Regions from separate parts of the Homo sapiens genome. Here region 2 is linked to region 1. A link is an interaction called in ENCODE POLR2A ChIA-PET data of the cell type or tissue named here. Cell type or tissue: MCF 10A. All regions are shown on one strand. Links, peaks and the distances in the headings refer to the core of each region. The heading gives the core; the rest is flanking DNA. Region 1 overlaps HOXA3 (homeobox A3). Region 2 overlaps SKAP2 (src kinase associated phosphoprotein 2).

Evidence for each region. ChIA-PET counts read pairs that join two places held together with the same protein. Peaks named below come from ENCODE experiments on the same cell type or tissue, not always from the same donor. Only the 100,000 strongest peaks of a DNase experiment are listed, where the experiment ranks them.
Region 2: POLR2A ChIA-PET joins it to region 1 with 17 read pairs; 16 of 35 experiments call an interaction of 5 or more read pairs at or near these places.

The regions. Positions count from the first base shown.
Region 1 is chr7:27,105,597-27,110,975 of GRCh38, forward strand. HOXA3 (homeobox A3) reads right to left here. Exons shown (of 6, transcript NM_153631.3): 5 at 4,519-5,164; 6 at 1,414-3,124. The coding sequence starts at 5,044. The coding sequence ends at 2,319. Among named protein-coding and RNA genes, the nearest start is that of HOXA2, 5.6 kb to the left of the region's middle. In MCF 10A, for the core only: no CTCF peak of the experiment used is centred there; DNase peaks (open chromatin) are centred at 3,245 and 3,315.
Region 2 is chr7:26,851,740-26,857,118 of GRCh38, forward strand. SKAP2 (src kinase associated phosphoprotein 2) reads right to left here. Exons shown (of 13, transcript NM_003930.5): 2 at 3,046-3,151; 3 at 2,398-2,423. The region is part of intron 2 of LOC124901606 (a long non-coding RNA gene); the gene reads left to right. Among named protein-coding and RNA genes, the nearest start is that of SKAP2, 10 kb to the right of the region's middle. In MCF 10A, for the core only: a CTCF peak has its summit at 2,221 (motif pointing right); DNase peaks (open chromatin) are centred at 2,242 and 4,982.

The sequences.
Region 1 (5,379 bases), core at 195-5,194:
CCAAACCCTTTAAAAAGGATATATATATCAGCAGCCTTAGGACAGATATGGGGAAAGCACCTCTGGGTGTGAGAGAAACACTGAGCTCTCCACAGCAGCCTGGCTTGGCATCCTCCGAGCCTTTTCCTTAAACCATGAGGAGTTTCTCTAAAAGCAGCTCGTTGGGACCCAGCAGGTACCCAGAAATGGCTCCAGTGCCTGCTTCTAAGGATAATCTGAGGGAGCTTCACAGGGGGAAGATAAAGGCCATGATGATGGATATTTTGGATTGCAAACAAAATGGCGACATTTTCCACTTCTGTCTCTGAAAGATACAATCCAGGGAGAATAGGGATTTATTTCTCACATCCGATGCTCCTGATCCCCAGACGAAAGCAGTTCCTCGCTTCTAGCTCTGAAGGGGGTGATGATGGGGATGCAGGTCTGAGGTCTGCATTTTCTGAATTTGATTCCTTTCTCGAGGAATCCTTAAATCTGAAGATGAAAATATTTCCCTTTACTGTGCCTTCTTTTGCCTCTTCTAGCCAGTCAGTAAGCAGCCCTATCTTAAATCCAGGAGTGGAAATGTAATATTTAGCTCCTACAACATCAAATGAAAAATTTATAAAATTGCAGTTTTATTACAAAGATACCGATCTCCTTGCTCTCTCCCCCTCCCCCTGGGGCCATAAAAAGAAAGCTGGGTGGGGGAAGGAGAGGAAATAAATTCAGAGAATGCCAAATACTACATTCAGCAGGAAGCTAATGCTGGGATTCCGGCAGTCCAGGGAAGGGCTGGCTCAGGGTGACTCTCCCCAGTTCAGTCCTCCGTTTGCTGGAGACCTGGGTGAGCCTCAGTCCCTTTCAAACTGTTTCGCTCCGCGTGCAGATTTTTGGAGCAATTCTTTCCTCCTGACGCGATAACAGACCGCGAAGCATCCCCGGAGGAGACCAGGAGTCCGATTGCTCCCGGAAAGTGCTCGGCATCCTCTGCGCGGCTGGCTAATACCGAGGTTTAGGCGTTAGTTGGTCCGCTTTGACCCGAGGAAGAGCATGGAGCAGAAGACCGCCCTGCGTTATCCCCCGGCTGGGCCGCGGGGCACCTGTGCGCTCCCGCTGCGCCTTGGGCCGGGATGTCTTTGTTTCTTCCGTGCACAGCACTCGGCAGCCCCTGCGCCCTCAGCCTGCCTCCGCAGCAGCTGGGAACCGGGCAGCCCAGCTGGCCCGCCGCACGGCGTTACCAGAGCTGCCGCAGCCGCCTGGAGCCCCAGCCGCCATCCTGAGAATTCGCCGAGCTTCCAGGCGAATAGCCTGGCCAGGCCCCATGCTGGAGCCAGAGGGCTGCTGCGTCCGGCCTGCTCTGCCGGCTCGCCTCGGCCTGAATTCCACGCAGACCCACGTCTTCGGCCAAAGAACCCCTTCTTAACACGGATATTATTCAGAATAAAAACTTTATTTCTTTTTGTTTCTCAGAATGTGAGCAGCAAGGAATGAAGAACTCTCAAAACAAATCTAGTATTTTTCGCGTTTACAGATTTTTTTTTTCAGTTTTGCCGGATGTTACAAACCTAAATCACTGTTTTCAAAAGCTGGATCTTCTCTGGTTTTATTGTATCGTTACCGTTTAAAGGAATTATATTTCTCTTTCAAATAAAAAAAATTCTAAGTACGCCAATACACAATTGAACAAAAGGCCCAAGAACCCTTCTGAACCATCAGGGTACAGAATTCTTTAATATAAATACGAACGGATGGGGATAAATAATATTTAAAACTTAGATTATTCAATGCTTGCAAAAAAATATAAATAAATCTGACTGTTCACCAGCATACACACACGGAAAGACGTACACTTAGTCATCCTTGCACAGAGAGCCCCTGTTTCAAAGCGCCTTTGATTTTTTTTCTCACTCTTTACAAGAAGTGCAATTAAAAAAAAAATTTAAAATTAAAAAAAGTAATCGCTTCCCCTCGGGAGCCATAATGTAAGAACAAATTCACATTGAAAACTCGACTAGAAAATTTGTTCATATACCCTGTTTCTGATCAAAGAGTGGAGAAGGTAAAGGGTGCAGGGCCAGTGGCCTATCGAGGAGCAGGAAGAGATAAATATCGCTATGATACAGCCATTCCAGCAACCAAGATTGCTACGTCACATAAACTATAAAAACGCCTTACCAACGAGGGGGGAAACCGGGAAACGGAGTGCGGGGCGGAGAAGAGAGAAAAGGAAGGAAGGAAAGGGCAGGAAGAACCTAAAAAAAAAAAAAAAAAAAAGCAACCAAAGAAAAAAGGTGGGTGGGGGGAGACTCTCCTGGCGCGTAGCCCCAAGCCCACTATCACAGGTGGGTGAGCTTGGGTGCTTCCTGAATTCTTCCCTGAGAAGGATGGTGGCCGGTAAGGTCCGTGTAGGTGGGGTGCGGCTCCCCAGGCCCCGGCCCGTGGTGGTGGCCGCTGCCCAGCGGCCCGGCACCCCCATAGTCCATGGCGCCCGAGGCAGCGTGGGGGAGGTGAGTTAGACCAAAGAGGGCTGGCCCGGAGTTGCTCATGGGCTCCACATAGCTGCCCCCCACGAAGACGGGGCTTCCCTGTATGTGTGGGGTCCCATAGCTGCCGTTGCCCTGCAGGCCATGAGCGTGCGGGTCATAGTCGGGGGTGCCCCCTGCGCCCGCCCCTGCCGCCGTGTAGCGCTTCTGTGGGGGTGGCGGGGGTGCGCAGCTGGGCAGGGACGCAGGGTAGGAGGCGGGGGGCAGCCCGTAGGTACCCTGGGGGGGCTTGGAGAAGGGCGGGGGCGACTGGGGCTCATACGGGACGCTGTTGACCAGCGAATGCATAGAGTTCAGATAGCCACCGGCTCCGGGGGGCACGGGGCTGCGACTTGGAGACTGGCCCCCCGATGACGTTAGCATGCCCTTGCCCTTCTGATCCTTTTTGTACTTCATGCGGCGATTCTGGAACCAGATCTTGATCTGGCGCTCAGTGAGGTTCAGCAGATTGGCCATCTCCACCCGGCGCGGCCGGCACAGGTAGCGGTTGAAGTGGAACTCTTTCTCCAGCTCCACCAGCTGCGCGCTCGTGTAGGCCGTGCGCGCGCGCTTGGACGAAGCCTGCCCCGGCGGGCTCTTGTCGCCAGCGCAGCTTTCGCCTGCGAGGACAGAGAGAGGAAGAGCGGCGTCAGGGGCTGCCGCGGCCCCGCCCAGCCCCTGACCCAGCCCGGCCCCTCCTTCCACCAGGCCCCAAAGGTTCCTGCATCCGTCAGGTCCCAGAGAGAAGTAGGAACTAGGTGCTATCCTCTCTCCTGGTGGGTAAAACAGTGATACTCCCTCATTTAGCCAAGGAGCAAATCACAGCCTTCTCGGGGGAAAGGACAGAGAAGTAGAACCCCCGGTTTGCCTTCCTGGTCTGGATTTTCTGTTTAGAGCTATTAACTTTCTGACTCATTTACTGGTCCCTTTGGCCTATCGGACAACAGCCTCCCTGTGGGCCGGTCTCAGCATCTCCATTCTCTTCACAGTAACTGAAATGTGGGAAACCTAATGTACACACTCATTTCCCTCCCACACTGTCTGACAATAATTAGGCAGTAGCTTCAACTGGCCACTTTTTTCTCTCTACCCAGAGGAGATGGGCAGACTGGAAACCTCAAACTGGAAGGCCTTCTCTGCCCAAAGAAGAGATCCCATTGAAGGTATTTCTGGTGGGGAGGCCTAGGCCCTTCATGCTAGGTCCTATTCTTTAGGGTTCCCTATGTCATCAAGCAGCCAGCCCCAGCTTTTGTCCACTAATCTTGTACCCTTCTGTCTTCCCTGGCCCCCCAGATCCTAGCTCTGGAAGTCCCAGATGCTCAGGCTCAGAGCAGGGCACTGGCAACTGGAGAAGGCAGGGGCAAAGGTAACCAAAATGCTAGGAAGCCTAAAGCCTGGGGCCTTTCCTCTACTGGAGCCCGCTTTCAGGAGGCCCATGTGGTTCCCATTAGGATGATAAGTCTGCATCCCCCTCCCCCAGGAGATCTTTGGCTGCTTTCATTGTACTAAGTCTGAGTAGGGTCTTCCCAGAGGTAAGGCAGCCACTCCATCTGCTGGAGCAAAAATTGGCTCTGATTATAGGCAAAGCATTGATTCTGTCTTGGAGGGTGATTAGGCCTGTTTTTATTCTGCCACATTTCAGTAAGGGGAGGATGTCACTGTTTCATTAGAAGAGCTGTGCTAAAAAGATAGACAGTGGAGCTCAGGTTGTTTCTGCACAGAGGTCCTAACTCCAAGAGTGGAGCAAGAAGAGATTCCAACTGCACTAGACCCTACTTGCCCTTGGAGAAGTCCAGAGGGACTCCCAGCAGGTCTCTGGTGTTTTCCAGCCTACAGAGGCCTATCACCTCCCTAAGTTGCAAAGACTATGAAAACCTTTTTGGTGGGCAGTGGTGTGGGAGCAGTGAATTCCAGACATGCTCCATCGCTCCTAGGCTGTGCTGGATGTCGTGGGCAGTAGCTTGGGGACCAGGAGCCAGGCCAGAGGACCCTCTTCCAGAAGGCACTCCTTTACCTGAGCTGGAGCTGCTGGTTTTCTGCTTTGTGTTTTGTCGAGACTCTTTCATCCAGGGGAAGATTTGTTTGGCCACTGTGGGTGAGTTGAGCAGGGGGCTCTTGGCCGCGTTGGCAGGGGTAGGGTTGTTGCTGGCATTCTGAGGAGGGGAGGCAGAAGAGGGAGGCGGGGGCGCGGCAGGGGTAGGTGCAGGGGGCTGAGGTGCGGGCTGAGGCGGCTGTGGGGCAGGGGGCGCGGCCTGGGGCGGCGGCGGGTGCAGGGGCGGCTCTCCCAGGCTTGGAGGCTGGCTAGGTGGGGCGCTCAGGGTGCGCAGGCACGCCTCACTCAGTTCGTGTGCCTTGGGGTGGCCCCCGGCGCTGGAGGGAGACTGGAGGGAGCAGGCGGGTCGGTGGTACTCGCCGTCGGCGCCCAAAGCGGCGGACGCCGGGTACGGCTGCTGATTGGCATTATAAGCGAACCCGTTGGCTGCCTGGTAGGGGTAGCCACCGTAGATCGCCGAGCTGTCGTAGTAGGTCGCTTTTTGCATCGCGTTGTTTCACGATCTTGATCGCACACTCTGACAGGGGTTTGACACCCGTGAGGGCGCACATTGGCACGCCCCCGCGGTCACGTGACACTCCGCCGCCAATGGCCGCCCCGCGCAGACCTGGTGGGGCGAGAAGCGCAGCGCGGTGAGGGCTCCGCGCAAATCCATCTTACTCTCAATAGCTAAGTGACATGAAAGCCATAAAAGAAAAAGTGGTCAGCAATATTTAGCAGCACGACTTGGCCCCGGGCGCAGGGAGCCGTGCTATAAAAAACCGCTGGAATTTACTGGCAGCTACAAATATTTGCTTAACTTGCGTCTGGAGTTGGGGGATT
Region 2 (5,379 bases), core at 310-5,309, 250 kb before region 1:
TACCTCAAACTGTAAAATCTGTATTGTTAAATCTCAGGATGGGAGATTATCTAGAGTAGAAGGGAAGGATTTGTGAGGGAAGTAAGGAAGGATGATACACATCTGTGTGCCTTAGAGAAATTAATAACCGACTTATTAGATATGAATAAATCTGAATTAACTCTTTTTATTTAAGAACTCTCTACCTGGTCCTTTTTACCCCCCCAATAGTGACATCAAAATGATACTTAACTGTCATTTAAAATACATATATGCATATATGTAAATAAAATAAGGGTGTAAAGGTAGAAAGGAGGAAAAAGGTTATGTTCACAATGTGACCCTACATTGACTAGAGAGAGAGACAAGAGGGAAGAGAAAGGACGGGAAAGCAGCCAAAAGGACTTCTGCCCAGACCTTCTTGGATAAAGATAATCCAAAACCTCAAAGGGAAAATGTAAGGTGGAGAAAAGGCAGCACCACCAAAACGTACTTAGAATTGAATTTACTCAATGTAGAGACCTGAAAATAAATTCCTATTTTTAAAAAAGATGTACTATATATTGAATAATTACTTTGCAACTATTAGGTCTGTACCCTTTACTATGCCTAACAAAGTACAGGAATAGTCTTTTTAGAACAAAGCTGAATATACTTTGAGTACACAATGGCATAAAAGTACTCAGCTCATATTTCTCCAAGGTATACATCTAATTCATCTACAGGCTTACTTCTGAACAGGCACTCTTTGTGATTAGTTAACTCAATACAGCAGTATTGAACTACAAATGACTTATTCAGAGGAAAATGATTATGAGCAATCTCTAAATTCTATGCTATTTGAACTCCATTTTATGCTCATTTTTCAATTTCTATCAAATACCATATAAATTTCCATTCTCTTTAGAGACAAAGAATGTATCTCAGTAATGTAATTTTAATATCCACACACCTGAACGAATTCTAAAACAAAATACCAAAGGGAAAGCTTCCCAACTATTACTGATCCATATGCAATTACACAATTACTTCATATCATGCTTTTTTAGCTTAAAAATTTTAAATGTACAAATAATTAAGCCACAAAGCACAATGCAAGTTCGATAATCACTGGAAATAATATGCCTTTTAAGAGAGGCAGAATCTGATATCTAATATTCTTCCATAAAGTATACTACATAATAAAAGTTATCGTAATTAAAATGCATAAATTCATTTATACATTCGTCTAAACAAAATGTAGCATAATTAAACCCATAGTTTAGGATTTCTTGTAGAGCACAAAAAAAACTGGGTACTTACAGGGAATAGTTTCCTGCTCATTTCTTTATTTAAGTGTTAAAAATCTTAATATGAAAAAAAAATCTCTTCTCATTCCCTTCAATCATACCAATCTTGATGATCTAATGGGAAAATAAACTGTGACTTCCTTTTAATTGATTTTAGGTTTGTCTGGTTAAGTTCTTTGTTTATTGAAACTGTTACCACCTTCTCACTTACCAGTTGGCACAAATATGATTTACTCTGGGATCTGCTAGCTTCAGTTAGAAGATGCCATACTGTGTGTCTTCCTCAAACCCAGAACCTAGCTCCATGGAGGTTAACTAACCTCATATTGTAACCCTCACACCAGCATCCACAAGCTGTACATCATAACCTATGAATAAGTATCATGGAAGTAAGGGCCACACCCAGTTTCCCCTAAAGAATTGAATATATAAAGTAGTAGGAAGTTCCTATACCTTTCCTGATCTGGTTTTCAGTCTGCTAAGCAGCTGTCTCTCAAATCTAGAGGGAGACAATCAGGTTATCAGCATTCTCACATATTTCAAAAAAAAATGAAACTGAATTCCCTTCTTTAAAAAATGTCTATGGCCCCTATGTATTCATATCAAAATAACCACAAGGAAAATAAAAACTTTCACTTGAAAAAGATTTTATTGTTTGTTCTCAAACAAAAATTTACACTGTTTTCAAAATATCCTTCAAAAACATTACCTGTGAGCACTCAGCCACAGGACCTTCTCCCACCACCACTATAAAATAATCTCTGCAGTGTTAAATGGCAGTGGGTTAGTATCTCACCTCTGCTTCACCAAGTTATTCCACGTGTAATTGCACGTTTTTACCTTTCCTAACAAATTTCTGCCACAATGTACTCTAAGAAACACAAAACCTAAGAATGTTAAATGCCTAAGATTTCCGCATCAGAAGACTGTGCAGAGTAAATTCTGGATATACTTTTTAATTTTCTTCTCAGCAGGGGGAGCTAGCACTCTCATCTTGAAGGTCTAAGTACACATTACGGAAATCTAAATTTTAATTCCAACTATCAAATTTCAGTATGTGTTAGATTATCCTATTGAAAATTTCCACAGAGGAAAAAAATTTTCAAGTTTGCCAAACATGAAAACTTACCTTTGTCTTGAAATTCCTGAAGATAGCTACAAAACAAAGAACATATTTTTAAATGAGGTTGAAAAATCAAAACAAGGTCTAATCAGTAACAATAATTAAAATCCAAAATCTATATTAAAAATACACACCTAGATATACATTAGAAAAAAACTAATTCCTGTCCTGAAATGACAATTCCAAAATGCTTAAAAATTTTAAATAAAATAATTTTTAAGGATCTAAGTACAGTAGTAAAATGAGGATATATCTTTAATACTTATGACATGTAAATATATTACATTTATTCATTTAAAGTAGTAACAAAAGAATTCTCTTTCTTCAGTGTCAGGTATTTTCTGTATATTAAAGTCCTCAATCCACCTTTGTCTTATCATTTAAACCAAATATACCCTCAGATAATCAAAATAAACAGCTGAACTCTGCTAGAATGCTCAGAAAAATACATAATCAAGAAGGGTACTATGATAAGCATATCTGTGTTTAAAAACTATATAGTGGAAATATATTTTTTGCCCTTCAAAAATACTTAACATCAGTTAAACTGGAACATGAAAAATTTAACTCCATAATAATCGATTTCTTATTAAAATGTTAGTTACAAAACTGCTTCTATGTAAGAAATCAGTAAACAAAAGGTAAGTGACTTACATAGACTTTACATCTTTTATCTTCTTAATAAGGGATTCTCTCTTTTCCTTTGCTTTCTTGGATAAATTTTCTCCTTTCAGTATATCTGCTACAAATGTTTCAACATCTAAACCATGCAATATAAGAAACAGGATACAAATTATAAGAAATAAAGGTTTTGTGAAGATAAATAGGACAATGATTGTTTCTACATATAAGTGTTAATACCTGTACAATTTGTTATAGTTATTTATCATTCCAAAGCATAACAGTTGAAGTGTGTTTCAAATACTAAGTTGAACAAATCTGATCACCACTTAGCTAATAAAATTTGTAAGTTCTACTTATGCTTACCACAGCAAATACTATTTGGATGTTTGGCATCATTAAACAAGGAAGAAGCACACACCAAGTTTTAATAAACTATGGTGCCCCATAAAACAAATTCTTTATATGGAAGCAAGCACCAAGCTTTTAAGCATGTGTTAATATCATTTTCTAGTATTTTGTAAGTTCCTGTGTGAAAATGTCATTCATATTATTATGTCAATACAAGCTAATGTCTCTGGCAAGGGTCTGTTTTCCCTAGTATAATCAATTTTCAGGTATATCCAACATGTAATGCTTTAAAGGAAAAAGTAAATCCACTTTTCTAGCCAAGATTCCCAAATCAAGCCCTCCTTCTTCCTACCTACACACTCATTCTGACTACCCTCAAATAAAAAAGATAACCAGCTGTGTAGTTTTGTGAGCTCTTGCTTCTTGCCTTGGTATTACCACCTGAAATATTTCTTAAGGAAGAAGTACAAACATAAGTTCTTCCACTATATAAAAATATAGTCACCAAGAAACAAGATTTCTGTGGCTTCATGTAACATTCCCTCATAGCCTCTTTTTTTAATTTTAGTAAACTTCTAAATTACGGTGCTGTCTGGGTCTCTCTAGTGTAAAATTCCAACAAGTCCTTACAGGTTTAATTTTTATACTAGTTCCATTCTTATTATTCATGAAATACTGTGCAATTTTAATTTTATTTTCAGAATTTCACACCTCATTTTGAAATATCTAATATGGAGGATATCATTAAAGATGTTTAAGTAGGCATGGCTATAAATCATTGATTATTTCATATGGAAGGGATTTGTGTTTTACTTTCTTTTTCCTTAACTACTTTGTATAGCATCAAAACAATATTACGTATAAATAGTTCAAAGTAGTATAATAATCTAATAATCTTTCAACTGTACTTACAATTAACCATTTAAAACCTAGTATATGTGATAGAATGTTTGTAATTCTTGATTACAAAAGTATCTTGATCCAATGAGGAAAGCCAATTAAACTTTTATACATTCATAATAAATGTGTACAGGTAATTTTTCACTAAGTCAATATGACAAGTAAAATAATTAAGAATACTGTAATAATTTAAAAAAAATAGCTTATGGTTTGAAGTCTATTAACGACTAATGTGTTAAAAATTTAAGTATCAAAATGAAATGAAAGCAAATGTCACAGCTTCTCTTTCCTTGAGTTATATTAACAACTGATGTATTAAAAAATAAGTATCAAAATGAAATGAAAGCAAATGTCACAGCTTCCCTTTCCTTGAGTTATATTAACAACTAATGTGTTAAAAAAAAGTATGAAAATGAAATGAAAGCAAATGTCACAGCTTCTCTTTCTTTGAGTTATATTTTGATGTGGGGGACATAGAGACATAATCTAGTACCAGTGCAAATTAGACACAGACTTCTAAAGTGAATTCAAAATAACAAAACTTATGAAGAAGCATGTTGCTCTAAAAGCTTTAAATTTTGTGCCCAGAACAGCAAGCAACCTTTGGATATTTCGATATTAGCTGAAATGGAAAAGATCACTGGCTCCCCTGAGATCATTACAGTAACTTTTGCAAGAAAGTGGAATAAGGGAAGAAGCAACATCCCTACTGCTGATTCGTCTTCCAACCAGACTCAATAGGAAGAATCACTGGCCCAATGACTGGGGAATAGTCTGCTTAATGTTATTTTCACTCAATGTTTGCCTTTGATTTCCTCTTCCATGAGTATTTAATTGCCTATTTTATATTTTCATTATACAATCCAAGTTTAAACAAACAATCTATTTTCTATCACTGGAAGTAATAACAATGAATTGCCCCCAAGAGTTTTTTTCTTTAAAAGGTCATTTCAGTTTTATAAAAATTCAGAAAAAAAAAAAAAAGGCTGCAATAAACACTCTACATAGTGCCCTCTAACGCCCCCAAACATGTTTTTAAAATACTGATCCATGTTACTATTTTATGACAAAGTTTTTTTTGAAAGAGTGTGGGACTGTAGGAAGAATCGGTATTTT